2 separate regions of the Homo sapiens genome follow, and region 1 is linked to region 2. Evidence: chromatin loops called from intact Hi-C (ENCODE). Cell type or tissue: OCI-LY7. All regions are shown on one strand. Each heading gives the region's core, and the rest is flanking DNA. Links, peaks and the distances in the headings are about the cores only.

Region 1 (17,198 bases), core at 3,297-11,296, 200 kb after region 2:
ATCACATGATTCATTCTAGCTTTCCTCCCTTGGTTATGTGTAACAGTTAAAATATCAGGAGGCAATGGGCTGTGTAGCCTCAGAAGTTACACTGAAAGTTAAAACAATCTTCTTTGGATTGTCAGGGGCTTATAAATAGAATCCTGATTCTTTACTTACTTAGCAGTCTCATTTTTCCTACTCTGAAACACCACATCTCAAATATTCATTATAAGTTCCCACTGTCCAATACCACATTCTAACAATTCATTAAAATACCCCCAATAAACGGATTTTAAAAAGCCAGAAAGAGCCCAGGTAAGTTGATCCCTCACATAAAATCACTATAATTCTTGTTTTTTCTGGGAATTTACTGTAATACTGGTAAAACTGAATAATAGAATTTGAACAGCCTTACTCTTTGCATTATATTCATTTTCTAGTGCTTCTTCAATGAATTTTCTTTATGAAAAGGGCTCTCTGCTCGACAGGCTCTTATGTAGATGGAATGACCTTTTGCTGCCTTGGAATACTGGAAGGCAAATTTCAACTCATCTGACTCACAAAACTAAATAAGTTCTGGCCTCCATTAGCAAGGAGATAGAAGATAGTGAACCTCACTTTCCTTTTGTTGCTTTTCAATTCACAATAATTTCATCTTGAAATTATTATGTGTTGAAAACACTTAACACAAGACAATTTTTGCCTGAATGCATATGCCATATTTTAATGACTGAAGCTGTAATTTAAAACATTACCTGCATGTTCTTCCATTTTTCCTTAAGGTTATTCTTGTACACTGACACTAGTAAGTTGAATAAATTTGTTTTCATTACATCCAGTAAAGTTTACTAAAGAAAGAGAGAAACAGCTTTTATCACTATGGTCATTACTGATTTTAAAATGTAGCTTTAAGCAATTTCGTTTCTTCAATTACTCTATCCACATATTTTCCTTCTTCCATCAAAGCCATAGAACACATAAAAGTCAATAAAGTAAATCTGTAACTCATGCTATAAAATGCAGGAATGACTTGACTTGGGCCTTCAAATCCTCCATCACACATACAGGCAATGATGGGCTGGTAAATGTTAACAAGCAGCTATCAAAAAAAAAAAGGAAGAAAAAAAGCCCTAATTAGTAGTGTTTGTCAATTTATCTTGTGTAAATACTCTCATGGCCAATTTCAATCTATCAACATGGTGTCACTGAGCACAGATTTGGGCAGAGATGTCAGTAGCATCATTATATAGCATTCCTACCATTTGGATATAATGATTATAAATAACTTTGAGAACATGGATAATAATAAAAAGTAGGAAGTGACAGTATTAACATGATCATCTTTTTTCAATATAATGTATTTAGATTGAAGTTTATGTAGTTTAATAGCTGTGTTTAACAACTGGCTCTGTAAATTGGTACAAGCCAAATTCAATATGCTGAAGTCTAACAGGGAAGGTTTTTGGCTACTTGATTGTCCAGGTTTCAGCTGGCTTTGATTTCACTGGAAACAACCAGCTTCTCAGAAGGAAAGTGGGGTAGATTGATTGCAAAAGTGGCCACAATTCTTCACCTTCCCTGTATCCACATCCTTTTGCAACATGACTGTAGCTCCTTCTATTTCCCTACTGCTAAATCGGGGGAAAACTGGCTTGACCTTGAGACTTGCTTTGGGCGAAAGCATGTGGCGTAATTGATGGAGTGCCTGTTCCAAGTCTAGGCCTCAAGAGGCCTTGTGTGTTTCCACTCTGTCTCTTACTGTTCTGCTTTCACTGTGAGGATATCCCCAGGGTGGAGAAACCAGAAGAGTGCTGATTTTAAGGGAGAGCTGAACAAAACACGCGGAGATGAGTAGGGACAACTCTAGACTAGTCTAGAGCCAGATGACCTCGAAACATGTGAGAGACCCCAGCCCAAATCAGCAGAGCCACTTCATCAACCCACAGCTGACCACAGACACATACATGAACCCAGAACCACTCAGCTGACCTGCAAACTCATTAGCAATAACAAATGTTTATTGTTTTATGTCACTGGGTTTTGGGAAGGTTTGTTAGAGCTTGAGAATAAGACTAATTTCTGTCTTCTATATGGAGAACTGAAAGAGTCATCATTTGAATACCTACTGAAAGCAAAGAGGACTCCTGAAAATATCAGAGGAAATAGGACTAACATGTAGGAATTAAGGGTTGAGAGAAAAATATTGCTCATTTTGCTAATCTGGATACATACAACTTCAATAATTGTGGTGTGTTAATGTTACTTGAATTCAAAACTCTGGTCATAATCAGCTATAATTATGCCATGGTGTTAAAGCCATACTTCCAAAATATTCTGTTTTATGGATTCAATACTGATTATATCTTGCAAAGAAGACTTGCTTTTAAAAAATACTACTAGTAAATACTAGTATTTCTGGGGAAGAATTACTAAAAGAATCTGTACATTTTCAAAACTTTGAATATTTAAATTATAGAATGTTACCCTCACCACCATATCATTTTGAGACAATGAAATCATTCAATCCCATACTTCAGTTGCAAATTGATATTTCCTTTGAAATATTAGTTTTCCAAGGAGCTTGACATCCTGCTTCTCAGGGGAGAAAAAAGGAAGAAGGGGAATGCAAAATAAGCTTAGGACTTGTACCTTTTATCCTCTCTACTAGGTGTTTTCTAATCTCATTTTCAGTTCGGTGCCAGGAGATGTGCTTTACATAGAGAAATGCAAATCATTAGACATTCAAGGCAAAGTTGGAATTAGTGTAAAAATTTTCAGAATGGAAGGAACCTAGGAATTTTGTGATCCCAAATGTTTTTTCTACACAATAGGAAACTGAGGAAAAATGGCTTTGTGCTACAGATGTGCAGCTATTTAGCCAAAACCCTGAAACAAAAACATAGGTCAGTTAACTCTTAGAACAGAGCATTTATTCCATGAAATCACAAAACCCATTGCTTTCAATGAAAGTTGATTGTCAATATTCCTTCAATAAAATTTGTCTGCAAAGAAAAATTCATCTTAATTGCTATAAAATCAGTCACAATTTTACTTAATAAAAATAGATAAAAGCCACAATTTCTGTCTATACATAAATACTTATGAGCCAAAAAGCAAGCCTGATTTAACTCAAAGTATCAGATAAATTCTGCATCATAAAGGACATTATAGACAAATCATGACTCTCAATTAATGAGAAAGAAATGGTCCTAGTTTCCAATATAATGGATACTCAAGTACAAATGAGTTACTAGTAAACCATTCCCATATGGTTAGTCTCCTGAAGATACTGAATGTTCATGGGTGCACCTATTCTAGATGCTGAAAAAAATTAAGCTTTAAAAATGAGTATAGATTTTCCCCTGAGGAATGCAATGGCCATTTCTGCAATCCACAATCTGTCTTGCAGTGGCACTATCAGAGCTCACTGAAGCCTCAACTTCCTGGGCTCAAGTGATCCTCCTGCTTCAGGCTTCCAAGTAGCTGGGACTACAGGTACGTGTCACTACACCCTGCTCACATGCTATCTTGTTTCTGAACATCAACATATCACTTAAATGCTTCCTTCTCTGTGAAGCCTTGCCCATCTTCCTGCATTCCCTCCATTCCAACCTACGGCACCACTGGGCAAATTAAAATCTAATATTTCCAAACACTTCTTACGATTCCCAATTACATCATTTACTACATTTGACCTTGTATTACAGCCTTTGGACACTCCCTGTTGTTTTTTGTTTGGTTGGTTTTTGAGACACAGTCTTGCTTCATTGACCCAGACAGGAGTGCTGTGGTGCGATCATAGCTCATGGAAGCCTTGAACTCCTGGGCTCAAGTAATCCTCCCATCCTCAGCCCCTCAAAGCCTTAGGATTACAGTCATGAGCCACTGTGCCTGGCTTTGTGGGGCTGAGGAGGGAGGGTTTCAAAGGTAAGAATCATGAGCATAAGAACTATGTTTTATTTCTTTTTTTATATCATTTGGGACTTCACACAGTGATTTTCCTATAAGAGATGTCAACTATTTTTATTTAATTAAATAGTTCTAACTCACAAAGAGTTTAGAATCTAATAAAATGATATCATATACAACACTGATTAATTTTTGCCCAACTGCAAAGGGATGAGAATTTTACCAAGTCATCAAAATACATAAACTTAAATTCAAAGACAAAAATAGATATAAAATTTAGAAATAAGGAGGTGACACTGTAATTGTTACAGAGAGTATGAGTTAAAATGAAAAAAATCAAATGAAAACTTTTTTTAAATTTTTTTTTTATTTTTTTGAGATGGAGTCTTGCTCTGTTGCCCAGGCTGGAGTGCAGTGGCACGATCTCGGCTGACTGCAAGCTCCGCCTCCCAGGTTCACTCCATTCTCCTGCCTCAGCCTCCCGAGTAGCTAGGACTACAGGCGCCCACCACCACGCCTGGCTAATTTTTTTTTTTTTTTTTGTATTTTTAGTAGGGACGGGATTTCACCATGTTAGCCAGGCTGGTCTCCATCTCCCGACCTTGTGATCCGCCTGCCTCGGCCTCCCAAAGTGCTGGGATTACAGACATGAGCCACCACGCCCGGCCTGGAAACTATTTTTTAAAAGATTCGGTGAAGTACATGGATACATAATATTATGTCAAAAATTAGTTTCCTTTTATTTAATAAAAGGTGGTTAGAAATGTAAATAAAAGCTCCACTTAAAACATCAAAGTGATGTAACACTCAGCGGAAGCTTAACTTTAACTGTAAGATCTATATGATAAAGACCTTAAAACATTACTAAGGAATACAAAAGACAACCTGAATATAAATGAAGACATATTTTCTGCTTGCATAAAAGTAGTATGCTAAAGACATAAAGTGTTATAACATTAATCTCATCACTTAAAGAAATACCAATAAAAAATACACATGGTTTTTAGGAGAACAATATAAATTGATTCTGAAATTCAAATGAAAATTAATATAAATGTAAATAAAACTTGATAAAGCAGGACTATACCAAGTAATATATATTGTAAAGCCACAATAATTAAAACATTTTATTACTAGTCTAAAAATATATAGAAAAGTCAATGATCTCAGGGGAAAATGGAAAGATACAGAAGCTTTCAGTGTATAACCAAGATAGCATTCCAAATCAATGAGAAAAAAATAGGTTATGCAATAAGTAATGTTAGATGACCTGGCAGCCATCTAGAGTAACATAAAATAGATATTATGGTAAACATTATGAGCTCACTAATCACTGGTTCTCCTTTCACCCCTGGGCATACTGGAATCTGTATGTCCCAGCCTCCTTGAATTGGGCTGGGCCATGTGACTTGGACATGGTCAATAAGCAGAAGGGATGCATGTCACTTCTAGGCTGAGGCATTGAGGAATCCTCTTTGATTCTCTAGCTGTTTTCTCCTGCCACAGCAAATGCAAGGCCTCTTGCTGAGATGGTTGAGCTCAAGACAGAAACATCCCTAGATCACTGAGGATAGCTATCTTGGAATGTTTTTGCAGACCTTCAGCAGATGGTTTGAGCAAGAGATGTATTTTTGATGTGTTATTCCACTGACATTTGGGAGTTGTTTGTTATCATGGACTACTTTAATCCTGACTAATAAAGATTCCTTTGTCACTGTCATAAAATAAGGTCCAGATAGCTCAAAGATACAACCATAAAAATTAAAATCATAAAAACACTGGAAGAAATCACAAAATAATCTTTATTATTTTAGAATAGTTATTCCAAGCGGTGCTCTGTTTGGAAGTACAGTTTTTAAAAAGGGACTAATAAATTTGACTACAAAACATAATTCTGGAAGGCAATAATTCTACAAGGTCAAATTAAAATTAAAAGCTGGAGATCATATTTCCAGTATATGATAGCTCTTAATATATCAAAATATCTTACGAAACAGTGAGAAGAACTATATATTGGAAAATGGGCAAAGGATATGGTTAGAAATACAAACAACACAATATGAAAAGTTTCCTCTCCACTCACAGTAGAAGAAATTCAAATTTAAGTAATAAAGAGCTCCCAATTTTTCATCTATAACATTTCAAAGATCAAAAAAATTCAATCAAACATGGTGTTGGCAAGAGTATGAAGAAACAGGTAATCTTGATTGTTGTTGGTGGAAGTGTAATTGATTAATTTATATAATCTCTTCGCTGAGCCATTTGGCAATGCATTTCATAATTAAAAATGCACATATATTTGGACTTAGCAATTTCACCAACAGGAAATTCGAATATACCTGTATTGTGCCCAAAGATGATATTTTATATATACATATATATACACATCAAAGCATTGTTTGAGGCAGCAAAAAACCGGAAACAATAAAATGCCTATTAACAAATGACTAAGTACATAAATTATGGCACATCTATAAAATGAAATAATACTCTACAACCTCTAGAAAAAGAATGAGGACTTGTATTTGTGCTGACACGGCATAATTTCTGCAACAAATTGCTAAGTTTAAATAGCATTTGATAGCATGTCATCATTTACAGGTTTTCTGGGAAACGAAAACAAGAAACTGCAGTACTATGAATCCTTGCCTCAGGGGAAGGGAACAGAAGAAATGGAGAAGGGGAAATACTTTTTAATAAGATAACCTTTAATAGTTGTAATTTACTTTTTAGTAGATGTAAAAATCATTTATTTCAAAAAATAAAAACAATTTAAAAACATTACATCAGACCAATTCCACTGCTACCCACATGGACTAATAACATTTTAATTTTCATTTCCCAAAGGTCATAAATGGCAAGAGTGATTATGTGCCTGGTAATCAGTGGTAAGAAAATTCTGGCACAAAGAATAGAATACACAGGCTCAGACAGTTGCCACCTGTGACAAGTCACTTAAAGGAAAACTTATTCAACTTAAAATATCTTTCTAAGAGGAAGTGAAACTGACAGTTCTCACCCTCCTCAGATAAAAATCCAATCAGGAAATATGACATTGTCACCCACATAGTGCAGCTAAGGTACTTCCCTATGCCACCACAAGCAGTTGACAATGTCAGAAAACTTCTGACATTATGCAAGATTTCCATTCCATAAAAATGATAGACTTAAAAAGCACAGGGCAGATGCAGCATTAATCTGTTCCCACAGGCTTTATGGCTATTTAAAGGGCCTGTCAACATGAATAATGCACAGGAGTTATTTTTACATAAAATGAGCTCAGAAATTATAGAACAAACAACTTATATGATGGCATGGATTTCTAAAAATGAAAGTTTATAAGGCAGAATAACCAAAAGGTTTTTTTTCTTATTTTTATTTTCGGGACTTTGTGGGTAAATCTACAAGATATTGCTAATTGTTTAACTAGTAATGATTTTGTCATTTTCTAGGAATTTGAAAAAATAAAGTAAAAAAAATAAAGTTTTGAAAACTAGAAAATGGCATTCTCTACCTACATAAAATATATGAAACAAACAAAAATTGTCTTAGGGAAAAATAGTTTTTTCTTGGGAGGTGGTTGTTGGAAAGCAGAGAATAGTATTGAGAGTAATATTTGATATAATGGGTTGGTAAAAAATGCCAATTTCTAATTGTTTTGTTATTCTAGAATAAGAATCCACTTTTCCCTTATAGAACTTGAATTTAAAGTATTTCAGTAAGCATTAATAGACACACTGAACAATGAAATAGTAAAAAATATTCCAGAAATAGATCCAGGTACACATGGAAGGAAACATTATATATGAAAAAGGTAAGTATTTTAACTCACCTAGACAAAAGTTGGACTTTTTGATAAGTAGTACAAAAGATAGACTTTTAAATAAGTGGTGTTGGCACAACTGGATTGCAAATAAAAAGAGATATACAATTGGACTTTTAAATAAATGTTATTGGAACACCTAGATACCAGGATAGGGCAAAAGATGGTCTGAAAAAAATAGTGTTGGGACAAAAGAACGGTAAGTTAGAAAAATAAAATTGGGTTCATACCTCATGACAAACAAACAAAAAAAACCTCCAAGATGCTCCAAGATCTAAATGGAAAATCACGAAGTCATACTAGAAAAAAAAAAAGAAGCTATAGGTGAATTTTCTTTATAAACTAGGCATGAATAAAGACTTACTAACTGTGACTCAAATGCCAAAAGCAATAAGATAAAATATTGATAAATTGACTAGATAAAAATAAAAACAAAAACTTACAAGGCAGAAACAACATCAACAACAGCAACAAAAAAACACCAAAAGCAAAATCAAAAGGGAAAAAATAAACCGGGAGAACATTTTTGCACCTCTAGGGTACGATAGAGAGCTAATTCTCCTGATATATAAAGAGCTCAAAAAAACCAAGGGGAGAAAAAAAGGACGAAATACCAGATGAAAAAAAAAAAGTGCAAATTATGCAAATGAGCATTGTGCTATTAAGTGAATGTTTGTCTCCCTTCAAAATTCATATATGGACGCTTAAACCCCAACGTGATAGGGCGTTGGAGGTAGGGACTTTGGGAAGTGATTAGGCCATGAGGGTGGAGCCCTCAAAATGGGATTAGTGTCTTTGGAAAAAGAGACTAGAGAGTCAACTCTCCCTCTCTCTGCTTTCCCCTATGTGAGGACTCAATGAGAATGCAGCCAACTGCAAACCAAGAAGTGGGCCCTCAGCAGACATGAGATTTGCTGGCACCTTGCCCTTGGACTACCCAGCCTCCAGAACTGTGGGTAATGTTTTTATTTCAGCCACCAGTCTATGGTAATTTGTTACAGAAGCCCAAAGTGACTAAGACATATTTATAATTTGTTATAGAAGTCCAAAGTGACTAAGACATATTTATGTATATTAAGACATATATTATGACATATTAAAACATATGACATATATTTATTAAGACATATATGTGTGTATAAATACATATTTATATATGTTTTAGAAATATATGTATGTATATACATGCATGGTCCTTAAACATGTGAAAGGAGGCTTAGTTTCATGCATAGGTAAGAAAAAGGTAAGTTAAAATGTATTGATCACATTTCCTGTCAAAGTGGCAAAAATAACAAGCTTAACAATACACTTTGTGGTGAGACTGTGTGAATAAAGATTCTGTAATACACTGCAAGGGGGGTAGAAAATGGTAAAATCTAAACAAAGAAAAAGTCTATGAAGATGTTAGCAAAACAAACAAATCTAGGAATTTATCCTGAAACTGAACTTTTGCATATGTAAAGGAAGGCATTTAAAAAAAAAATTGTAGCCTTATGCATAATAAAAAATAATGGAAACAACCTAAATGCTCATTCACAGAAGACTGAAAAAACTACAGAACCTCCATATAGTGGAGCAATATGCAGCTGTACAAAAGAATGAAAAAGATTCCCATGACCCATATGAAGAGGTATTGACGTTATATTAAGTAAAACAGGCAACCTATAAAAGCACATAGATAGAATGTTACATTTTGTGTAAGAAAGACTGAGGCAATTTACATATATTTTGAAAAAACTGGTGTCTCAATTCACTGGGGAAAGATGGACTTTTTATTAAATGAGATGAGAGGACTGGGTAGCTAGGTATGGGTTTGTGTGTGTGTTTCCTTATTTTTGTAAACAGAAACATGGTAAGGAAAACCAGAAGGTGGGTAGGAATAGGGTGGAAGGATATGGATGAGAGTGACTTCCCTGAGCATTCTTCTTTATATAATTTTGAATGCTGAGGCAAAGGAATATTTTATACTTTCCAAATGTAAAATTGATAAAAGCAATAGAGCATTTTAATCTCTAAAACTGAACGTAACTATAAATATATAAATCTAAGTGTATAGCAAATTAATAATATAACTCTATAGAAAATAATTTTAATAATCTTGGAGTATATATTCTTAGTGAAGCATACAATAAGGAATAAAGATAATTGCAAAGAAACGTTGGATTTTCTCTAGTGGACTTGTATTAGTAGCAACAGTATTTTTATTCTAGAATTATTTTGTGTAGACTATGACAAAGAAGTGAATACATTAATGCAGTAAGGAATCAAAATTGCCACTATACAAAAACAGATATACATGAAAGAAGAGGAAATGAGGAAGAAACCTGTGATAATGGATTGAATTAGATCTATTTGGATCTGTAATCTCACTGCTAGGATTACAATTTGAGGCATTACCAAAGAATAAAAACGCCAAATGAAGAAGAGATATCTGCTTCAGATTTACCTATAATAGCAAAAATAAAACAGAAATTGTCTACTCAAAAGTAAATAGTAAGTAGTTAATATGATTTCCAATCAATGCATTATTATTCAGCTATACAACTGATAAATATTAAAAATATTTAGAATCATGGCCATGCTTACAGTGTCATGTTAGATGAGAAAACTTTAATATGTTACGTATGCAAATATATAGATGAACACAGTTTGATCTTTGGGAAAATAAACAGACGATTGTGTATATCTGGAATTACTAAACCACGAAGGCAACTTATTTAGTTGAATTTTTTTCAAAGCAACTTTTTGTGTTAACAGTAGCATCAGATGTTGACAAAATTAAAGACTCACTTGCTGTTACTCTTCCCACCTTGTTTTTCAACTGGACTGAGCAACTTCCCATTTTTTTGAAATTGAACCTTTATTAAGGCAATAATTCAGGACTGGCCTCTAAAATAATTGGTTTTTCTCTTCTCAATCATACAACCGAATAATTTATTTAAGGCCAAGGACACATAATTCTAGTGTTGCAGTGTAGTGCTAGGATTAATAGTGCATGAAATTTTTGCCACATGCAACTAATACCAACTAATGCCATTAAAGCAATATGTTTTGGTTGGATTAAAAGAAATATTTTGAATCCCCTTGGATCCACCACAGATTGAATTTCTGTCCTTGAGTGAACGTTGCCACACCTTATTAATTGAGGTAAAGATGCCATCAACACAGTCAGATGATACTTCTGAACTTTCAGCTCCCCACTTCTGTAGTTATATGGTTTTAGATATATGATTTATTATCTAACATCTTGTTGCCAGAGAAACAAGCTCAACTTACAAAAGTAAGGCATGATTCAGCTCAATATATTACTTTTCTGTTACAACTTTGTAGTTTCTCTGTTTACAATCTAAACAGGGCATGAATATTAGTAAATTACAAGCCGAATATTTGAGGGACATGATTAAAAGAAGCTTGATGAGTTTCCAGACACTTGGAAGAGTTGTAAGCATTTACCAGGAATAATTTAGAATAACATGGTACAGTTAAGTATCAGGGGAAAATATATTTACAGAGAAGAGTATCCATCTATTATGACTTTCTATATTTTATAGTCTAGAATAACAATTTGTTTTTTTTTTAAAATGGGAAAAACAGATTTCTAGTCACACCTTCACAGTATTTCAAATGCTCTACAGTATCCTTCAAATAAATTATTTGACTTAAGAATTCTCAACTCAAACCATGAAATTTTGAGCAGCTAAGCATAAAATTAAATACTGAGTCTAGTTCGCTATTACTTACACAATTTATTCTTTAACATACTTTCTCAAAGTTTTATAAACCACCAACTCATGTGAAATATCCCACTCAATCATCTATTTTTATTTTAGATATTCTAAGAGCTATTCCTTTTCAATATTATGTATAGATAATTTATTTGAAAGCATTATTGACTTTAAAATTGTGTAAACTTAAAATTTAATTTTCCTTATTCAGCCATTCCACATTCTTTGGTATATGTGTAGGACAGAACTAATATAAGAGATCTTAAATTAATTTTATTTAGATTTTCATCTGGTATCCATAAGTAATAATATGTAGACAATGCCTTCTAAAGAATCTTTAATCTTCAAACAAAATTGCAAGCAAATTGATTAATAGAGAAGCATGTTTCAGAGACCCATAAAATAAAATAAATGTCTCATTAACTACTGCTTTCGACAGTAGAGATTTATCTATGGCAAAAATAATAAAGTCAATAGGTGTTCAATTTCCCATATTGTTTGTATGTACCTCAACCAAGGAAACTTCTTTTTAAACTCTTACTAAATTTATTTATACTAAGGTACTATAAGAATCAAGGAAAATGTAATTCATGCACAGATACAAAATGACTAATTTCAACTAAAGAGAGTCAAATTTAATTTTTAATTAACATTCATAGAAAGAAAAATTGTGTTTGCTAAACAATTTTAACCAGGTATTACAAATCTTGAAATAGTCTAGGAAGAAACGATTTAATTTAAAAGTTTAACATGACCTTACTATTTTTGAAATATGAGTGATGCTCAAAGCTTTTGAAAAATATTGTTAAAGATACCATTAAAAGTGAAAACTTTGCCAGATAGAAGCCTATATACTATAGATGGCAAATGCAAATACCTAAAGAAAAACATTGAGAATATGGATGATGCAACCAAGAGTTTAACTTGTCAAATAATGGCACAGCTTCAAGCCTATTAAACATATGCACTAATGGCCTATAGTTTTAAGGATAACAGTAACTACAACTTACAGATCCCCTATTATGAAATATATGTTATGGCCTTTAGTCCTCACAATAACCCTGAGAAATAGTACTATTAACTTCATTTTATGGATGAAGAAAGCAAGACATGAAGTTAAGCAACTTGATTGTGACCACATGAGTAATACTGGTGGAGCCTCTTAACCACTGCTGTTCCCCAGTGTGAGGATACAGAAGCAAAGCCTCACTTTCAGGGCATAAAAGTCAACTCCCATGAACCAGAGAATCATCAGACTTCTTTCTTTCTGCACACACACACCAGGAACCGAAAAGAAACTATGACTATTAAAAGTTATTGCTCCCTAAGTAAGTTCTACCACTTTTAATCTAACCTCAATTCAAGGTTTACCTTGACTTAAAATCCTTCCACAAAGGCCAAGTAGTACCAATTTTATATAAGTCATAAGATGTGAAACCATAGAAAAATAGGCTCTAGAAATAGTTAAGAGTGGACAGAGAATCTCACTCTAGTGGTACACTAGGCATTAGGCTTGTCTAAATGCCAGCATAGATTCCAGGTGCTATGGGAATAAATGAAATTCTTGTGTTTTGAGTAATATGTGGGCAATGCTGATGGTTTTCTGTCATAAGGTCTCAAATTAAAAAAATTAATTAGGTGGGAAGAATGCAAATAGTAAACTTTAAAATTCAAAACATCATAATATAATACAAGACAAAATTCAACATTATATTAATATTATCAAGATATATGAAAAAGGCCTTTCTGGTTTAGATCACCTAAGAACCTGTTCTCTAAACATCTTTAATAGGATCTGCACTACTGTGAAGACAAGCATCACTCATAAACTGGTGTTCTAGTTTATTAAGTGTGGTTAACTTCATAATAAATGGCTTTTAGAACATTTATATTAATCCTATGAGATGCTTGTGACCAAGAGACCCATAGTTAAAGAAAAAAGAAAGAAGTGACACTAACCCATGTCCAACACATCAAAAGCTGTGAGAAATCCTGCAATAAAGGAACCCTTAGCATTTCCCAAACTTATTTGACCAGTCACCCAGGCCGGAGTGCAGTGGTGCAATCACAGTTCACTGCAGCCTTGAACTCTGGACTCAAGAAATCCTCCCGCCTCAGCCTATACTGAGTAGCTGGGAGTATAGGCAGGCATGCACCACTGCATCCACCTATATTTTTTTTAAGAGATAGGGCTTTGGGTCTCAAACTCCTGGCCTCAAGCAATCCTCCTGCTTCGGCCTTCCAAAGTGCTGGTATTACAGATGTGAGCCACCACACCTAGATGACATTTTTATAGCATCTATTAGTATTCCAAGGAACTCACTTGGAGAAACAGTGAGTTTTGGTTTTGATAAAGTATTCTATATACCTGAGGAAAAAAAAATACAATAACTGTTCACAGAGCTATGCCCATTCATGGCAGGCAGTGATGAGCAAATTCTTCTCTCAAGCCCTCTGTTCTTACCTGAAATCAGTAATTCTTGGGTATAAATATAAAAATCAAGCAGCATTTGAGTACAGAAGTACCAGGTGGCATAGAGAAAATGTATTAGGTGTGTGAGGAGAATTTTCTGATCTTTTAATCTCAGTGGTCTTGTCTCACCTTTAAACACCAACAAACATACTGTCTAATTAGTTAGGTTATTCCATCTTCTTGAAATCTCTATGGACATTAATTTCAGGAGTTCCGGAAAACTTTATTTCATCATTAACAAATATCTGTTAAGTGGCAAATATGTTACTATCTTAATTGCCACTTTTCACATAAGATAAATGCCATAGATAGGAATTCTTTCATCTACGAAAATACCTACTATGGGTCATGTATCACATCCAAAGGCAGTGATATAGGATTTCACTTTTTTATGGTACATTGAAGGAATTTAAGAATTTTCAGCCATTTCCCATTCAAAGAAGACAAAACACAAATTTCTCAGAATAAACTGGTATACATTCCTAAGTTCCTTCCACTCTACCCAACTTACTCACAAATTGATATTACTATATCACACATTATGGCTGGCAAATCCATTTGAGAGATGTATATCATTTAGTTCTCCCAATAGCTCCATGATGGATACAAATATTACCTTTAGTCCCCAGGGATCATCCTGCTTGTCTCTTTCATTTTTTATGAGGAAGGTGAGATTCCTAAAAGATGGTATGACTCTACCCAGGTTATTCCATCAGCTGCAGTACCCAAATTAAAAACTAGTATCTTAGTCTATGTGTGCTACTATAACAAACAGACCGGCCAATTTATAAGCAAAGATCTGTCAGGTGGGAAATATTTACAGAAATTTATTTTCCACAGATGTGAAGGCTGGGAGGCTCAAAATCAAGGCGTAGACAGGTTCCGTGTCTGGTGAGGGATGCTCTCTGTTTCAAGGTGGCATTTCGAATGCTGTGTCCTCAGATGGGCCAAGGAGGAAGGGCAAAAAAGACTGAACCTTGAGTGAAATCTCTTTTATAAGGACCTTAATCACATTCATGAGGGAGGAGTTCTCATTGCCTAATCACCTTCAAAAGGCCACAACTTTAAATACTATTGCATCGGCGATTAAGTTTCAACATGAATATTGGAGGGGACGCAAACTTTCAAACTATAGGAACTCGCTGCTCATAAACTGGACAGTGCCCAGTTTATTATGAGTCCTAAAGCTGAAAAGGAATTGTAATGATATACTCCATATTTTCAGAGAATATTCCCATTTCAAAATGTTTCTTTCGTTAAATTACATCCCAGTATTTTCCCCTGCTGGAACATGTATCAAATTACATGCCACATTAGTTTATGACCTAATCTCCAAAATTGAGGAAGTTCAAGTAATATATATATATGTGTGTGTATATATATATATATATATATATATATATATATATATATACACACACATATATATATATATACTTCATTATTTACCAGTCTCACAGAACATTAAGAAGAATACACTGAAAAGTGAACTTAAGGCCCATAGGGAAGTAAGTAGTATCAAACATTATGATTTATGTCTTGTTACCAGTTAAAATCCAACTAGCAAGACAAATCAATACAGCAAGTATTATCATTCACAGGGAAACCAATAAACCTTCCTGGGTTCTCTCAGCTAATAAGTGCACTGGAGTTTGAATCTGGGTCTCTCTGACCCCTAACCTTGTTATTCCATTTCAAAACAGTGCTTTGGATTTTGCTTCAATGACTTCATAGTGCAGAAAAAGATACCCGCATGTTCTTAACTGAAAGTAAATTGCTCTAAAATTATTTTGATGGTTGGAAAATCTATTTAACTGTTGGCAAATCTAGACAGTTTTCTAAATAAGAACTGTAAGTCTTAGTACAACAATATTGCTGTGATAGTTCTCTGGGGGTAGGTGTTTGGCTGCAAAGAGAAATATGCCTCAAGTTCATTTTTCTATAGCTAATACATAGAAGTTAGATTTTAATCAGTAGGTTTAAATGCCACAGCTACAAAAGTATAAATCTCTTATACATAGATTATAGTGACAATCTATATATATAAATATAGATTATAGTGACAATCTATATTAGTGCATGGAATTCTATGGTAAATAGGTAAATTATGCCTATTTAACTTGCTTTTTCCCACTACATCACATACATGTAAGTTATATATTTTATTTACTTAATAATGATGGCAAAATGCATTTAGACAAACAATGGATGTGACAATTGTGTTAGGTGCCTTACGTGCATTTTGTCATTTAGTCCTTACCGCAACTAGATGATATAAACATGGCGATTATTCCTGTAATTCAGATGAAGAAACTAAGTCTCAGAGACATGATATAACTTGCAGGATTATACAGCTTGTTATTGGTGTTGTGGCTTGGCTTTCTGACCCAAGAGCTTGTGACCTTAATAACTATACTCTTATAGGCACTTGCAATACACAAAGACACATACTGGGTGCCCTGGGGCATGCAGAAATTAGTGCTGATAATGCCAAATCAACATATTCTGTACTAAAGCCACTCTGCAAAAGCAATTGTGTATTTCTGAAATGATTCTGACTATGCAGTTTTATCCACATTGACCATTGTATTGATTATAAAGAAAAAAATCTACTTTTCTATATTAAACCAACAGCAAAATAATCATACACTGCTACTCCTTATAAAGAAGCAAATCCTAAGCTAGGCTTTGTAATGTAATGAGGGAACACTGTTAAGGGCTGACTTGTGTCCCCTCAACATTTATATGTTGAAGTATTAACCCCCAGTAATTTAGAAGGTAATAGTATTTAGCAATAGTGCTTTAAAGAGGTAATTAAGTTAAATGCATTCATGAGGGTGGGCCCTAATGCAATACAACTTGTTCCTTATTAGAAGAGGAAATTAGGAATAGAAACAGAGGGAGGACCACGTGAAGATGCGGGGAAGGCAGCCATCTGTAAGCCGAGGAGAAAGGCCTCCAAAGAAAATAACCCTGCTGGCACTTTTGTCTCAGACTTCCCGCTCCCAGAATTGTGAGAGAATAAACTTCTGTTGTTTAAGCTTTAAGCCACTTAGCCTGTGGTACTTTGCTGTGGTAACCAGAGAAGACTGATACAAGTACCGTGGTGTACTTCTCTACATTAAGTATAGTGGTCAAGTTTAAGGAAAACTTGACTGAAAAGTGGTCCTTTTGACAAGCATATTTTGTAGGAAAATTCTCAATGCTTTTCTGTGTAAAATCTCTATTTTCAAAAGAGAAATCATCCATTTAAGCTGGTACTCTTTTTACTTAGACGAATGGTTTT
Region 2 (17,198 bases), core at 6,124-14,123:
TGGCTCTGCAATTGTTATGCTCTAATACCTGAGCACTTGAATAAAAATATCATAATTGATAGTTGTGGTCATTGATGTCATTTTATATGATTGCTGTTTAGGCTAAGTGTGTGGCACACAATTCCTTATACATAGAAGAAATTATGAATTCAGCATGGTATTGGACAGTATTGGGCACTTCTTGTGGTGCCTTTCAACATATTATTTTTTCTTTTAAATAAATAAAGAGACGAGCATTTACACATTTCATGTATGCAATAGAGCCAATATCCACAGTTCCAAGCTCTACTGCTTTATCATTAAAAATAAAGCAAACAGAATGGGCTTGTACCCACCCACACATCTCACATCCAGATCTGTCTCTGCTCACTCATGTGTTAAGCTGGGCCATGTCTAAGGGTAACACTGAAATGTGGTTATCTAGTTAGAACCCCAAATTCTTCCTGAAAAGTCATTAACAGATGGTGACTTTCTTCAGATTGTCTCAGAAAATGTCCTTCTTGCGGGTACAGCTCAGGGGTAGAGTATTTGACTTCAGAAAATGTCCTTCTTATAGAAAGAAGTATGGCTGTGTCATTAATTAGGTTGGTAGTTCCATTTTTGTGTAATGAAGCTCTGCTAGGGAAGGGGCTTTAAGCTCTCAAGAGCACAGGGGAGGCTATGGAAACCTAAACAACCTGATACATGTGGCTCAATCAGTAACTGGGGCAGAAAGGTCTAAGGTAATCTACAGATCTATGGGGTTTAGTGGATGCGCGATAATCCAATGCACCTATGGAGCACAGGACATTTAATCCCTATGGAATATGTAAACCAGAGTGTAGTTGGACTTCCTGGTGAAACCTCTGGAATTTTACTACAGGGAGTTGGGTTAAGCAGTGAAACAACCATTGTTGCTATGCCACCCTTCCTCCATCCAATGGACGGCAAAGATGAGGGCTTGAGAGCTGCCTTCTTCAAAGCTGACTTGTGGATCTTTATGTCATAGAATCCCAGGAAAACTCTGAACATTTACTGAAGCGACCTCTCCTACAATAATTGATTCACCTATATGCAAATGAATGTTCCAGGAGCTCTACCAATACCATAAACATACTTTTTCATTTGTGTTTTTTATTCATTCAACAAACTTTATGCCTTTATTGCCATTTTCTATACCAGGGTTATGTTTATGAATGTGGCACAGTCTTTGCCCTCAAGCTTCTAATGATCTGGTAGAAGAGGAAAATACGTAGATCCTTTTAGGACAAAGGGATAAATGCTTTTGGAGCACAGAGAAAGGCCAACTAACTGTTTTTAAGGAAGTTACAAACTTCCTTAAAAGCTAGTTGGTTTTTCAACAGAGAAAACTTGAGGTGAATATATCTCTAGTTTGTTTTATTTATCCTTTTAGAGACAGAATCTCCCTCCATCATCCAAGCTGGAGTACAGTGGCACCATCACAGCTCACTGTAGACTCTATCCCCCGGGCTCAAGCAATCTTCCTGCCTCAGCCTCCCGAGTAGCTAGGACTGCAGGCATGAACCACCATGCCCAGCTAATACGTCTCTTAAAAGTTTGCAGATATAGAAACAGTGCCAAGGGAATGTTCTCAAACTACCACTGGAAATACTAAGAGAATTGATTGAAGAGTCCCTGAATGTTTCCTGCACGGTCAATAAAACTCTGTAAACTATTTCATCAATAAAATGTTTTTTAGTTGATATTACTAGGCCTCCTGGTTATCCTAGTCCTTATAAAGAAATTGTTTTTATAGGCTCAAGAAGTAAAAAACATGATATAGCCATGTTTTTAGAACTGAAAGGACCTTTTTATTATTAAAATAAAGTCATAATACAGGCTTCTTACATTTTAAGGTAATCAACCCAGACTGACTAGGTAACTTGATGTGAATGAACTGACTATAGTGAAGCCTTTTTTGGTGATCCCTTTATTAACAATTACTGATGTCGTTTTAATTTTAAACCTTACTTAAGAATTTTTCAACACTTAGGCTTAAGCTTATCAAAACCAAAGTATTTCCCTGAATTTTAAAACTAAGAATTAAAGAAGATGGTGCCCAATGGCACCATTTTAGTTTCTTGTATACATGTTTTCTTAGCCTTCAAAACACAATATTTTTTTCCTTAAAATAGAATTTTACATTCACAAAGAGCTTGGCACATATATAGGTGTCAACCTCTATCCCACTTCATCATTTCATCCTTACCTTCTATAAATAAAAAGTAAAATAAATAAAAGTAAAATTTTAAGTATAAATTTCCTTACTAATATAAATCCTAGGTTGATTTTCCTAGAAAACCTGAAAAGAGATACATTTCTTAGATATTTATAGTTTACCATTTATTTAAGATTTTTCTTTAAATTAGCAAATTTCATACATTAAAATATGTTTATTTAAAATAAAACTTCTCATCATTATCATAATGAGCTTGGACCCTTACCTCACACTATATGCAAAAATCAACTTGAAATTTATCATAGACCTAAATGTAAGAGCTAAAACTCTAAAGATCTTAGAAGAAAACCTAGGTATAAGTCATTGAGATCTTGGGTTAGGCAATGGTTTCTTACATAACCAAGAGGACAAGTAACAAAATAAAATATAGATAAATTGAACTTTATAAAAAACAAAAACTTCGTGCTACAAAGGACACTATCAAGAAGGTAAAAAGACAACAAAGAGAATGGGAGAAAATATTTATGAATTCTATCTGAAAGGAATTTATCAAATAAACTGCTGGTGGGAAGGTAAAATGTCATAGCCAATTTGGAAAACAGTTTGCAACTCCTTAAGATGTTAAACACAGCCATCATATGACCCAGCAATTACATTCTTAGGTATATACCTACGAGAAATGAAAACATGTCCACACAAAAGCTTATACCTGAAAGTTCATAGCAGCATTTTTCATAATAGCCAAAAAATAAAAACAATCCAAATGTCTATCAACTGATGAATGGAAAATCAAATATGGTATATACATGCAATTGAGTAATATTTGACAATTAACAGCAATGAAGTACTGTTATATGCTACAACATGGATTAACCTTGAAAACATTATGCTAAGTGAAAGAAGCCAGTCACTACATACCAGGTATTAGGTTGGTGCAAAAGTGATTGCAGTTTTGGCCATTACTTTCACAAGCAAAAACATCAATTACTTTTGCACCAACATAATTTTATATGATTCCATTTATATGAAATTTCTAGAATAGTTAAACACATAGAGACAGAAAGGTAAATGGTTACCAGGGTCTGGGAAGAGGAAGGAGGGAAGAATGCTTATTAATGGGTAGGGGGTTTCTTTTTGGAGTGATGAAAACATTCCAAAATTATATACTGATGCTCATTTTACATCTATGAATATACTAAATATACTAAAAACCACTGAATTGTTTACATTAGAAGGGTTAATTTATTGGTGTGCAAATACAGATATTCACCCTAAAGTACCTGTGCACCCTTTGTGATGTGTATACCATGCTTTCAAAAAAGTTGCTTCAGAACACATGTATGAAGCTGGCCATGGTGGCTGACACCTGTAGGTGGCTGACCACCTACATAGTGGGCCGAGGCAGGAGGATTGCTTGAGCCCAGGAGATTGAGATTTCAGTGAACTATGATCGCACCACTGCACTTAAGCCTGGTTGACACAGCACGACTCCCATCTCTTAAAAAAAGAACCATGTGTAAATCATGGAATTCAGTGTGTTTGAAGAAAACTTCAAAATATTTTTACTCTTGACAGATGCTCAAGTTTTCTTGGCCTAATAATAGGTGGTAAATTGAAGAGAAAAAAGATGGTTAAAATAGCAGAGACTGACTAGATAGATGCGTTGGAGCCAGCAGTCATAACATGCACAGCTTTTGAAGGACACATTTAGCTTGGCATAAAGACTTTTAATTCTTAACTCTCTTAAACTGTACCTCACTATTCTTGCCTCATCCAAGTGCTGGAGCATTTTCAAACTTTTAATCTCCTCATTCTGATGCTCTAAGTCACAAATATTAATGTTTGAACCATGTCTTGTATTTTTGGGAAATGTATAGTTATGACATAAGTCAATCTATTAGGTTGATGTAAAAGTAATTGCAGCTTCTGCCATTGAAAGTAATGACAAAAACCGCAATTACTTTTGCACCAACCTAATAAAATCTGTAGCCTCATTTCCAATAGCTAAGACTATTTTTGCTCTGTTGACATGCCTACTGCATATATGAAAAGTTGGAGGAAATTAACACTTTCAAATCAATAAAGTTTTTCTTATTTTGGCAGGGAATAAGAGAAGGGCATTTAACTTCCCCTTAGCTCCGAAAGCCCTAGGGATGCTAGGGCCAGTTTGCTAGGGTATATTGAAAAGATTAAGATGCTTATATTTATACATCTCAATACATTTCAGGAGCTAATAGTGCCAAATTACAGAGGCCATCACTGTTGTGCAATTGATGATTGCTGCAGTCTTCTGATTATGGTAAAATAGTGAATTCATTCAAATTTAAGAAACTATAATTAAAATAAAGCTCTATCTGGAACCCAAATAATTACCTCTAATATTTTTATTTCTTATCCTCATTCCTTCATTTATTTATTCAGAAAATGTTTGAGTTGCTACACTGTGCATGTTGCTATGCCAGCTGACTCATATTTGTGTTTTCACAAAACACATTTATGAAACATTTTATAAAAGTCATTAGTGTCTTATGCAGGAAAATACCCTATAAATCTAAGTATCCTTATCTAAATATCAGGAACTATTTTCTTATTTGAGTTATTTAACAGATGTCACATGATAATGTAAGGCTATCTAATTTGGGTGAGGAATGGGACGTTACATGATAAAGTATGTTTTGAGGCAAAACAAGTTTGCCCTGTGGGTATACCCTTTTCCTTGAAGCCAGAGTTGATTTCCAGCTCATTTTAAAGTCCATTTAGGTCCTTGAGTAAAGAGAGTAATTTTGTTTATCAACCACATGGTAGAGCCCCAAATCTTTACAGAATCCCAAAGCTCATTTTCAAAGAAATTTTAAATTTGCCTGTGATATTAGGTCCTAGACTATGTAAAAATGGAAGCTTTTAAGTTACACATATTATTTAAATTTTGTGCTCTCTCTGGCTATTTTAAACATGTATTTATGGTTTTATTTTTTAAAGAAATAACATGCATGCATTAAAGAGCACAGAATGCATTAATTTTAAGTACACAACTTGATGATCTCTACATTTTACACATCCTGTAATCACACCCAAGTACATAGAGATAGAGCACACACTCCCAGCTCCCTGTATATTCTAGTCATTAAAAAAATTGTTGGACGAGTAAAAATTGTATATATATATGGTGTACAACATGATGTCTTGATACATGTATTCACTGTGGAATGGCTAAATCAAGCTATTTAACATAAGCATTACCTCATATCAGTTTGGGGGATCATTTTTATATCTAACTTTTAAAAATTCTAATTCTTAAATTCCTCAGTCTATTCATTTTTAAAATCATTCTGACTATATCCATTCATTCACTCACTCATTCATGCAATACATATTTAATGAAGGCAAAACATGTGTCAGGCACATGTAAATAATGCATATAATGCTTACAGGTAGAAGAGCAATAAACACACAACTGTAATGAACAAGAACATTTCAGAGAAGAAGTCAATGATGAAAATAAAATGGGGTAAGGTAAAATAATGAGTGGATTGGGGTAGGAACATTAGATAAAAGAAAAAGGGGCTACACCAAAGTCTGGAGAAGAGAAGAAAGTTCCAGGAGGTGCTGATACCTTGGGGTGGGAACGGATTGGCTTGCTCCAGGAACACAGAGTCCAGAGAGGCTGGAACATAGCAAGAGAGCGGCACAGTGATCTGTGATGAGGTGGTTGGGGCAAAGGGCAAATTCTAATCCAAGTCACAAGGGCTCTTAGAGGGATGGAGTTTAGATTTCTATTTGAAACACAAAAGAAGTCCATTAGGTTTAATGCAGGGGAGTGAAATGATTTAATTTATATTTTTGGAAGATCACTTTGTCTGCCAATGTGCAAAACTGGAGGCAGGAAGCCAATTAAGATGCTATTTCAACTGAGTCTATTTCATGGAGGTTGGACTAATGTGAGGTCTATGGAGATGGAGAGAAGTGGATGCGTTGGATGTAATTTGGATATGGAGGCAACAGGCCTGGCTGAGGAATGGGATGTGGGACTGTGGTAAATGGTGCTAAGGGAAAGAAAGAAATTCAGGAGAATTCCCTGGTTTTGGCATTATAAATGGGGGGTACTGTGTTGTTATTTATCAAGCCCGATATTAGGGAAAGCTATGGATTTAGAATTGGGAACCATCTCCTGCCTAAACTGTTAGAGCAACTCCCTTATTGGTGTCTACTTTTAGGCATGCTCCCCAACAATTCATTCTAGAATTGTAGCAATTACCAAAACTGATCCAAAAGAAAGGGAAATTTTTAACAACAGATCAAAAATTAAGAAAGACCTTGAAATACTTTTCCAAGTGTTGTTTTAAAGAAATGTTTAGGGCTCATAAAGGTTTGAGAGAAATTCTGTCAATCTATCACAACAAGGATAAATTCTACATTTAGTAATAAAATAAACAGATGCAGAACTTTTTAATTTTATGAAGCCATCAAGTCCCTCATTCAAAGCCTGACAGAATTGATGTAAGCACAGACAACATAGGCCATCTCACTTACAAATATAATTGTAAATATCCTAAAAAAGACACTAGCATATTGAGTTGGGTAGATAGGGCACTAATAATAATTGTAATCATACTAGTGGTAGCATTAGGGCACTAATAATAATTGTAATCATACTAGTGGTTGTCATATAATATTGATGAAGTTTATTCCGTGTCAGGCACCTTGTGGATTTTTTTTTATCAGTTTTTTGAGGGAGATGCTGTTACTGGCTTTCTTCTTTTAGAGGAGGAAATGAAGGCACAGAGAGGTTAAATAACTTGCTCTGTTTATGCTCCTGGTTGGATAATCTTATTTTGCAAATCCATGGAGAAAGTACTGTGTTATTTAATAAATGATAAAAACATGTTTTAACTGTTTGGAAAAATTGACTTAGGTCTTTTTACTATCTCACAGATCACATTGATGTTCAAATAAAGCGTTAAATGTAAACAACAAAACCATGATGATGAAACTATAGGAAAATTTGTACATAATATTGGAATAGGAAGGCAACACTATGAAAGAGAACACTGAACATAAAATGTTTACAATAGCAAAGTCATGGAATCAAGCCAAGTGCCCATCAATGGATAACTGAATAAAGAAAATGTACTATATGTGCACTGTGGAATACTACACAGCCATGAAAAGAATGAAATCATGTCTTGTGCAGTAAAATGGATGAAATGGATGAAGCTGGAGGCCATTATCCTAAAAGAAATAACTCAGAAACAGAAAATCATATACCACATGTTCTCACTTACAAGCGAGAGCTAAACCATGGGTACACATGGACAGAAAGATGACAATAATAGACACTGGGGACTCCTCATGTGGGGAGGATGAGAGGAGAGTGAACGTTGAAAAATTACCTATTGGATATGATATTCACTTTTTGGGTGGTGGGTACACTAGAAGCCTAAACCTCAGCATTATGAAACTTGTCCATGTAACAAATCTGCACATATACCCTGAATCTATTTTTTAAAAAAGAATGAGAGCTTTTTTCTTTAAAAAAAAAAAAAAAAAAGAAAACACCAAACATAAAATACATGTTAAAATCAAAATTAACAAAAATACAATAAACTGGAAGAACAATTTGACAAAGAGGTTGATGTTTCTAGTATAAAAAGAGATACCACAAATAAATATATTTGACAAGTAATCAGCAAAAGCACAAAATATAGGGGTAAGGTTGTTATATTTTAAAGAAAAATGAAGTATTAAGTGTGTTCAATTAAGGGGAATTCAAAATTAATCAAGTGAACTACGTCTATAAGTGGAAATACTATATGGCCTTCAAATGATATTGATATTGTAGAAGAATATTTCTCGTTAAGAAAAAAAATCTGATATGGTAAGGGAAAATAGGTTTTAAAATGGAATATGCTGTTTGTTATTAACTGTACTCTATATATGTGTGATATGTGTTCACACATACATATATACTCTCACAAGATACAACAGATTTTACTTCTCAGTTCTGAGAGTAAGGGAAATTGTTTTTTTAATGTATTTTACGATATTTTCCAGTATTCTATATAGTAATGTATTATGTCTATAATAGATGTGTGTGTGTGGGATTACAGGGTTATACAGTAAAATAAAATGTTACTTCAAGCCTTAATTGATTTATGTTTTTTACATTTAGTGAAACTTCATAGGATTAGGGTTTTTTAAAAAATAAATTTACTTAAAAAAATCCCCAGTGATATTTATAACAAATATATTCAGTAGCTAACAAACCCTCTACCCAGAAAGGACAACACCCAAGACCTTTGTGTTGCACAATTCCAGGAGGCATCCTCAGATCATATTATAAAATAAAATATTCTATATTACATTTCAAAAGAAATAAAATTCTATTCATACAATGCAATGTGAATAGACCTCTTGAATTGCCCAACATGAGGGTGGAGGTACTATAAGATATTGCCTGAAATTTAATTTTAAAAGCCTGGTTTTTACTCTTCCTGCCTCTTTTATAGTCTTCACCCTAGCAATGACAGACAACCAAATAATGCTTTCCCTTGTTTTGCTTGTAGTTGAAAACTGTTGTTTGGCTGATCAAGAAATTCTAATGAGAAACTTTCCATGAAAAGCACTCAAATCACAGCTTTACAGATACTCTGTTTTATATGTTTACTTGGGAAACCTTAGTAATTGTATAATTAGAATGCATCATATCATATGTGTAAAAAAAGAATTAGGATGTACTCAAAATAAGAATGATTAAGAATTGGAAATTGTTTAATTTGCAGATTTCTTTAGACTGGCATATCTAAAACACTTGAGTTTCATTTATATTACATATTTTTAAAAACAAGGTGAAATTTACATAACATAAAATATCAAAGTAACCTTTTTTTTTTTTTTTTTTTTTTTTTTGAGACAGGGCCTCACTCTGTTACTCAGGCTGGAGTGCAGTGGTATGATCTTGGCTCACTGCAACCTCCACTTCCCGGGTTCAGGGGATTCTCATGCCTCAGCCACCCAAGTAGCTAGGATTACAGGCACATGCCACCATACCTAGCTAATTTTTGTGTTTTCAATAGAGACAGAGTTTCGCCATGTTGGCCAGGTTGATCTCAAACTCCTGGCCTCATGTGATACACCTACCTCAGCCTTCCAAAGTGCTGGGATCACAGGCGTGAGCCACCACACCCGGCCAATAGTACTCATTGTTAAAGTGAAGAATCCAGTGGCATTTAGTACATTCACAAGGTTGTGCAACCACCACCTCTATCTAGTTCCAAAATATTATTAACACCCCAAAATAAAATTCTGTACCCATTAAGCAGTTGAAATCACCCACTTTGACCTGTCCAACACAAAGGATCATAAAATTGAAAGCTGTTAATGTTAAGTGGTAGAATTATTGGTTAGTGTCAAGTTGAAACACACATTTACAAAAGTGGTTCTCAAACTTAGGTGTGCATCAGAATTACCTGGAGGATTTGTTAAAACACACATTGCTAGGTCCAACCCCAGAGGTGCTGATTCGGTGAGGCAAGGCCTGAGACTCTGCATTTCTAACAAGTTCCCAAGGGATGCTGATGTTGCTGGTCTAGGGACTGAGAGAAACACTGATCTGTGAATTTAGACACAGTTGAATGGACAAGCATGGCCCCTGTGTTGAAGGCTCCCTCCTCTTTGTAGAGAGAGCAGTGGCCCATTTGGAGCCAGCTGGTGATGCTAAAACCCACACGCTGGGATTACCAGAAAGGTCGTTTGAATTTTATCTAGGAGTCCCACTTTAGGCAAAGTGCAAATGTTAACCCGATTTTGGATGGGAGCCACTTTGACAACCTTAAACATTGAACTTAGCCATAGATTTAGAGGGATGTATATAAAAGAGGGTTACTTGATTCCCGAGATGTATTTTTAGTTATAGGTGCCATTCAGAGAGAGTTAAAGTCAATGAGAAAAAAGAAAAGAAAATCTTGTATTTCTCTTCTGGCACATTTCTTTAAATAACAAGTATGCTAATTTTGAGAGAAAGTAGAATTTATTTTTGCTAGAGCATTTGTCCTGTTTGTCATACACCGTAGACCTTTCATTTTCTGTGTTTCGGTGTCCTTCATATAATGCAAATCATCCTGCTGTACAAACCATGTGATACTTTAACAATGAGTTATATATATCTGGGGCTTTACAAAAGTAAGCAATGCTAAGGACAAAAAAACTAGACAGACAAAATGCTGGGCTTCTACCAGAGGAGCTTCAACTGAACCACACCTCTGAACACCAGCTCTCCTTCAAACATCCATTTAGGAAAATTTTATTGCTTGGTAAGAACAGGAACTTTCTCAACTAACATATTCACTTTTAACTATGCTTTCAGTTTCTCTTTCATAAGCCACAGAAATTAAAATCCCTTTAAATAGAAAGGCCTATGTATTTGACATCACTGTAATTAAAGCAGTTAAACTTGCAGCACACAGGTTTTCTAAATCATCAAGAACAATAGCTCAAGAAGAGAACAATTAAGCAAAATTTTGAACACTTTTAAGCACTCACTCTGCTTGCCCTTTAAATGACAGAGGCTTTTCTGTTAATATTCTTTGACCTGAATGCATTCCTCAATTAGGATTCTGAAGAATTTGATTGGGTTTCAGCTAGAATCTGTAACCTCTGGTTAATCATCGTGTATTACACAGCTTGTGGATAAAATATATTTGGACAGGGATAGATAAGTCTATTCATGTTAATTCACCATTGACATTCAGGGCTTAATTCAATTTTCAGAAGTGATGATATCCCTGGCATTTCAGCAAGCCTATTTTAATTAATATCTCTACACCTCTTTAAATACCATTTTGTATTTTATACACCTGCTTTAAATTAAGGCAGTTTAAGGTCTGTTATAAAAGCCTCTATTCTAGGAATACCAAGAGTCAACCTTGCTTTTGATTAAAAAAAAAACTTGGTGTTGGTGTCATATACTCTTCTTTATTTAGAATATCCATCATTATGGGTATTGGAAAATTATACTTTGTCTCATAGGTTCAGCTTTTCAAACTAGTCTCATGAGAGAACTTTAATTCTTATCTGAGGCTAGAGAAGATGCTGCCCAATGGAAAATACATTAAGTGACATTGGAGGACCATCAGATATCCTAAAATGTGGAAGCCATCAAGACCTAAGAGATAAAAGGGTGATGATGGTGAAGGTGTTGGTGCTGCAAGGGAGGGAAAGAGGAAGGGATTGATAGAGCTGTAGAAGAAAACAGCCGCAACACTTCCAGAACAAGCCTGGTCTCAAAACAAGGGGAGATCATACCAGTTAACACTAGCAGGTTTAGACAAATTTTCCATTGCAAACTTGGCTCTCTATCAATGTCTGGTAGCTTTCTAGCAAACATTAATCCATCTGCTTTACTCAAGTGCAAAGAAAACTTGCTCAGAGGTGTTCTAGTTTAGGAATGAATAACCTGGGTGAGTCCTGGCTTTGCACATCACAGCCATGCTAGTGGGGGCAGTCACTCAACTCTTCCACTTCCTCATCTACACAAGGGCTCAGTCAGTGATCAGTACAAATTAGCACATAGAAAGTGCTCAAGAAATGTTAGCTTTTAACATTTCTGTTATTACCATTATTATTTTTAAACCCATAATATACATTTTCACAATGGGTATCACAAGTCAGGGAAATAAATTAAAAACCAACTCACACGTTCTCACTTATAAGTGGGAGCTAAATAATGAGAACACATAGACACATAGAGGGAAACAACACACACTGGGACCTATCAGAGGGTGCAGGGTGGGAGGAGAAAGAGGATCAAGAAAAATAACTAATGGGTACTAGGCTTAATACCTCGGAGATGAAATCATCTGTATTAACAAACCCCCATGACACAAGTTTACCTATGTAACAAACCTGCGCATATACCCCTGAACTTAAAATAAATGTTAAAAACACCCTCAATTTTCTCTCTACTTCTTTGGCATGTTTAGGTTATTTTTAGCCTCTTAACAGTCTTCTTTTGCTCCTTATATTTTGTATAGACAGGGGGAGGAGCCAAGATGGCCGAATAGGAACAGCTCCGGTCTACAGCTCCCAGCGTGAGCGACGCAGAAGACGGGTGATTTCTGCATTTCCATCTGAGGTACCGGGTTCATCTCACTAGGGAGTGCCAGACAGTGGGCGCAGGTCAGTGGGTGCGCGCACCGTGCGCGAGCTGAAGCAGGGCGAGGCATTGCCTCACTTGGGAAGCGCAAGGGGTCAGGGAGTTCCCTTTCTGAGTCAAAGAAAGGGGTGACAGACGGCACCTGGAAAATCGGGTCACTCCCACCCGAATACTGCGCTTTTCCAACGGGCTTAAAAAACGGCGCACCAGGAGATTACATCCCTTACCTGGCTCGGAGGGTCCTACGCCCACGGAGTCTCGCTGGTTGCTAGCACAGCAGTCTGAGATCAAACTGCAAGGCGGCAGCGAGGCTGGGGGAGGGGCGCCCGCCATTGCCCAGGCTTGCTTAGGTAAACAAAGCAGCCGGGAAGCGCGAACTGGGTGGAGCCCACCACAGCTCAAGGAGGCCTGCCTGCCTCTGTAGGCTCCACCTCTGGGGGCAGGGCACAGACAAACAAAAAGACAGCAGTAACCTCTGCAGACTTAAATGTCCCTGTCTGAGAGCTTTGAAGAGAGCAGTGGTTCTCCCAGCACGCAGCTGGAGATCTGAGAACGGGCAGACTGCCTCCTCAAGTGGGTCCCTGACCCCTGACCCCCGAGCAGCCTAACTGGGAGGCACCCCCCAGCAGGGGCACACTGACACCTCACACGGCAGGGTATTCCAACTGACCTGTAGCTGAGGGTCCTGTCTGTTAGAAGGAAAACTAACAAACAGAAAGGACATCCACACCAAAAACCCATCTGTACATCACCATCATCAAAGACCAAAAGTAGATAAAACCACAAAGATGGGGAAAAAACAGAACAGAAAAACGGGAAACTCTAAAACGCAGAGCGCCTCTCCTCCTCCAAAGGAACGCAGTTCCTCACCAGCAACGGAACAAAGCTGGATGGAGAATGACTTTGACGAGCTGAGAGAAGAAGGCTTCAGACGATCAAATTACTCTGAGCTACGGGAGGACATTCAAACCAAAGGCAAAGAAGTTGAAAACTTTGAAAAAAATTTAGAAGAATGTATAACTAGAATAACCAATACAGAGAAGTGCTTAAAGGAGCTGATGGAGCTGAAAACCAAGGCTCGAGAACTACATGAAGAATGCAGAAGCCTCAGGAGCCGATGCGATCAACTGGAAGAAAGGGTATCAGTGATGGAAGATGAAATGAATGAAATGAAGCGAGAAGGGAAGTTTAGAGAAAAAAGAATAAAAAGAAATGAGCAAAGCCTCCAAGAAATATGGGACTATGTGAAAAGACCAAATCTCCGTCTGATTGGTGTACCTGAAAGTGATGGGGAGAATGGAACCAAGTTGGAAAACACTCTGCAGGATATTATCCAGGAGAACTTCCCCAATCTAGCAAGGCAGGCCAACGTTCAGATTCAGGAAATACAGAGAACGCCACAAAGATACTCCTCGAGAAGAGCAACTCCAAGACACACAATTGTCAGATTCACCAAAGTTGAAATGAAGGAAAAAATGTTAAGGGCAGCCAGAGAGAAAGGTCGGGTTACCCTCAAAGGGAAGCCTATCAGACTATCAGCGGATCTCTCAGCAGAAACCCTACAAGCCAGAAGAGAGTGGGGGCCAATATTCAACATTCTTAAAGAAAAGAATTTTCAACCCAGAATTTCATATCCAGCCAAACTAAGCTTCATAAGTGAAGGAGAAATAAAATACTTTACAGACAAGCAAATGCTGAGAGATTTTGTCACCACCAGGCCTGCCCTAAAAGAGCTCCTGAAGGAAGCGCTAAACATGGAAAGGAACAACCGGTACCAGCTGCTGCAAAATCATGCCAAAATGTAAAGACCATCGAGACTAGGAAGAAACTGCATCAACTAACGAGCAAAATAACGAGCTAACATCATAATGACAGGATCAAATTCACACATAACAATATTAACTTTAAATGTAAATGGACTAAATGCTCCAATTAAAAGACACAGACTGGCAAATTGGATAAAGAGTCAAGACCCATCAGTGTGCTGTATTCAGGAAACCCATCTCACGTGCAGAGACACACATAGGCTCAAAATAAAAGGATGGAGGAAGATCTACCAAGCCATGGAAAACAAAAAAAGGCAGGGGTTGCAATCCTAGCCTCTGATAAAACAGACTTTAAACCAACAAAGATCAAAAGAGACAAAGAAGGCCATTACATAATGGTAAAGGGATCAATTAAACAAGAAGAGCTAACTATCCTAAATATATATGCACCCAATACAGGAGCACCCAGATTCATAAAGCAAGTCCTGAGTGACCTACAAAGAGACTTAGACTCCCACACATTAATAATGGGAGACTTTAACACCCCACTGTCAACATTAGACAGATCAACGAGACAGAAAGTCAACAAGGATACCCAGGAATTGAACTCAGCTCTGCACCAAGCGGACCTAATAGACATCTACAGAAGTCTCCACGCCAAATCAACAGAATATACATTTTTTTCAGCACCACACCACACCTATTCCAAAATTGACCACATACTTGGAAGTAAAGCTCTCCTCAGCAAATGTAAAAGAACAGAGATTATAACAAACTATCTCTCAGACCACAGTGCAATCAAACTAGAACTCAGAATTAAGAATCTCACTCAAAACCGCTCAACTACATGGAAACTGAACAACCTGCTCCTGAATGACTACTGGATACATGACGAAATGAAGGCAGAAATAAAGATGTTCTTTGAAACCAACGAGAACAAAGACACAACATACCAGAATCTCTGGGATGCATTCAAAGCAGTGTGTAGAGGGAAATTTATAGCACTAAATGCCCACAAGAGAAAGCAGGAAAGATCCAAAATTGACACCCTAACATCACAATTAAAAGAACTAGAAAAGCAAGAGCAAACACATTCAAAAGCTAGCAGAAGGCAAGAAATAACTAAAATCAGAGCAGAACTGAAGGAAATAGAGACACAAAAAACCCTTCAAAAAATTAATGAATCCAGGAGCTGGTTTTTTGAAAGGATCAACAAAATTGATAGACCGCTAGCAAGACTAATAAAGAAAAAGAGAAGAATCAAATAGACACAATAAAAAATGATAAAGGGGATATCACCACCGATCCCACAGAAATACAAACTACCATCAGAGAATACTACAAACACCTCTATGCAAATAAACTAGAAAATCTAGAAGAAATGGATAAATTCCTCGACACATACACTCTCCCAAGACTAAACCAGGAAGAAGTTGAATCTCTGAATAGACCAATAACAGGAGCTGAAATTGTGGCAATAATCAATAGTTTACCAACCAAAAAGAGTCCAGGACCAGATGGATTCACAGCCGAATTCTACCAGAGGTACAAGGAGGAACTGGTACCATTCCTTCTGAAACTATTCCAATCAATAGAAAAAGAGGGAATCCTCCCTAACTCATTTTATGAGGCTAGCATCATTCTAATACCAAAGCCGGGCAGAGACACAACCAAAAAAGAGAATTTTAGACCAATATCCTTGATGAACATTGATGCAAAAATCCTCAATAAAATACTGGCAAAATGAATCCAGCAGCACATCAAAAAGCTTATCCACCATGATCAAGTGGGCTTCATCCCTGGGATGCAAGGCTGGTTCAATATACGCAAATCAATAAATGTAATCCAGCATATAAACAGAGCCAAAGACAAAAACCACATGATTATCTCAATAGATGCAGAAAAGGCCTTTGACAAAATTCAACAACCCTTCATGCTAAAAACTCTCAATAAATTAGGTATTGATGGGACGTATTTCAAAATAATAAGAGCTATCTATGACAAACCCACAGCCAATATCATACTAAATGGGCAAAAACTGGAAGCATTCCCTTTGAAAACTGGCACAAGACAGGGATGCCCTCTCTCACCACTCCTATTCAACATAGTGTTGGAAGTTCTGGCCAGGGCAATTAGGCAGGAGAAGGAAATAAAGGGTATTCAATTAGGAAAAGAGGAAGTCAAATTGTCCCTGTTCGCAGACGACATGACTGTATATCTAGAAAACCCCATTGTCTCAGCCCAAAATCTCCTTAAGCTGATAAGCAACTTCAGCAAAGTCTCAGGATACAAAATCAACGTGCAAAAATCACAAGCATTCTTATACACCAACAACAGACAAACAGAGAGCCAAATCATGAGTGAACTCCCATTCACAATTGCTTCAAAGAGAATAAAATACCTAGGAATCCAACTTACAAGGGATGTGAAGGACCTCTTCAAGGAGAACTACAAACCACTGCTCAAGGAAATAAAAGAGGATACAAACAAATGGAAGAACATTCCATGCTCATGGGTAGGAAGAATCAATATCATGAAAATGGCCATACTGCCCAAGGTAATTTACAGATTCAATGCCATCCCCATAAAGCTACCAATGACTTTCTTCACAGAATTGGAAAAAACTACTTTAAAGTTCATATGGAACCAAAAAAAGAGCCCGCATCGCCAAGGCAATCCTAAGCCAAAAGAACGAAGCTGGAGGCATCACACTACCTGACTTCAAACTATACTACAAGGCTACAGTAACCAAAACAGCATGGTACTGGTACCAAAACAGAGATATAGATCAATGGAACAGAACAGAGCCCTCAGAAATAACGCCGCATATCTACAACTATCTGATCTTTGACAAACCTGAGAAAAACAAGCAATGGGGAAAGGATTCCCTATTTAATAAATGGTGCTGGGAAAACTGGCTAGCCATATGTAGAAAGCTGAAACTGGATCCCTTTCTTACACCTTATACAAAAATCAATTCAAGATGGATTAAAGACTTAAACGTTAGACCTAAAACCATAAAACCCTAGAAGAAAACCTAGGCATTACCATTCGGGATATAGGCATGGGCAAGGACTTCATGTCCAAAACACCAAAAGCAATG

Evidence for each region. Hi-C counts contacts between places; a loop is a spot of excess contacts. Peaks named below come from ENCODE experiments on the same cell type or tissue, not always from the same donor. Only the 100,000 strongest peaks of a DNase experiment are listed, where the experiment ranks them.
Region 1: it touches region 2 in a loop (2.4-fold over the local background); 2 of 110 quality-filtered maps call a loop at or near these places.

The regions. Positions count from the first base shown.
Region 1 is chr20:8,389,914-8,407,111 of GRCh38, reverse strand. The region is part of intron 3 of PLCB1 (phospholipase C beta 1); the gene reads right to left. LOC124900459 (a long non-coding RNA gene) reads right to left here and starts at 6,844. Exons shown (of 2, transcript XR_007067518.1): 1 at 738-6,844. In OCI-LY7, for the core only: CTCF peaks have their summits at 8,035 and 8,234; a DNase peak (open chromatin) is centred at 6,901; H3K4me3 peaks cover 2,648 bases; H3K27ac peaks cover 5,743 bases.
Region 2 is chr20:8,596,140-8,613,337 of GRCh38, reverse strand. The region is part of intron 3 of PLCB1 (phospholipase C beta 1); the gene reads right to left. Among named protein-coding and RNA genes, the nearest start is that of RNU105B, 230 kb to the left of the region's middle. In OCI-LY7, for the core only: no CTCF peak of the experiment used is centred there; DNase peaks (open chromatin) are centred at 9,837, 10,297 and 11,667; H3K4me3 peaks cover 2,211 bases; H3K27ac peaks cover 2,833 bases.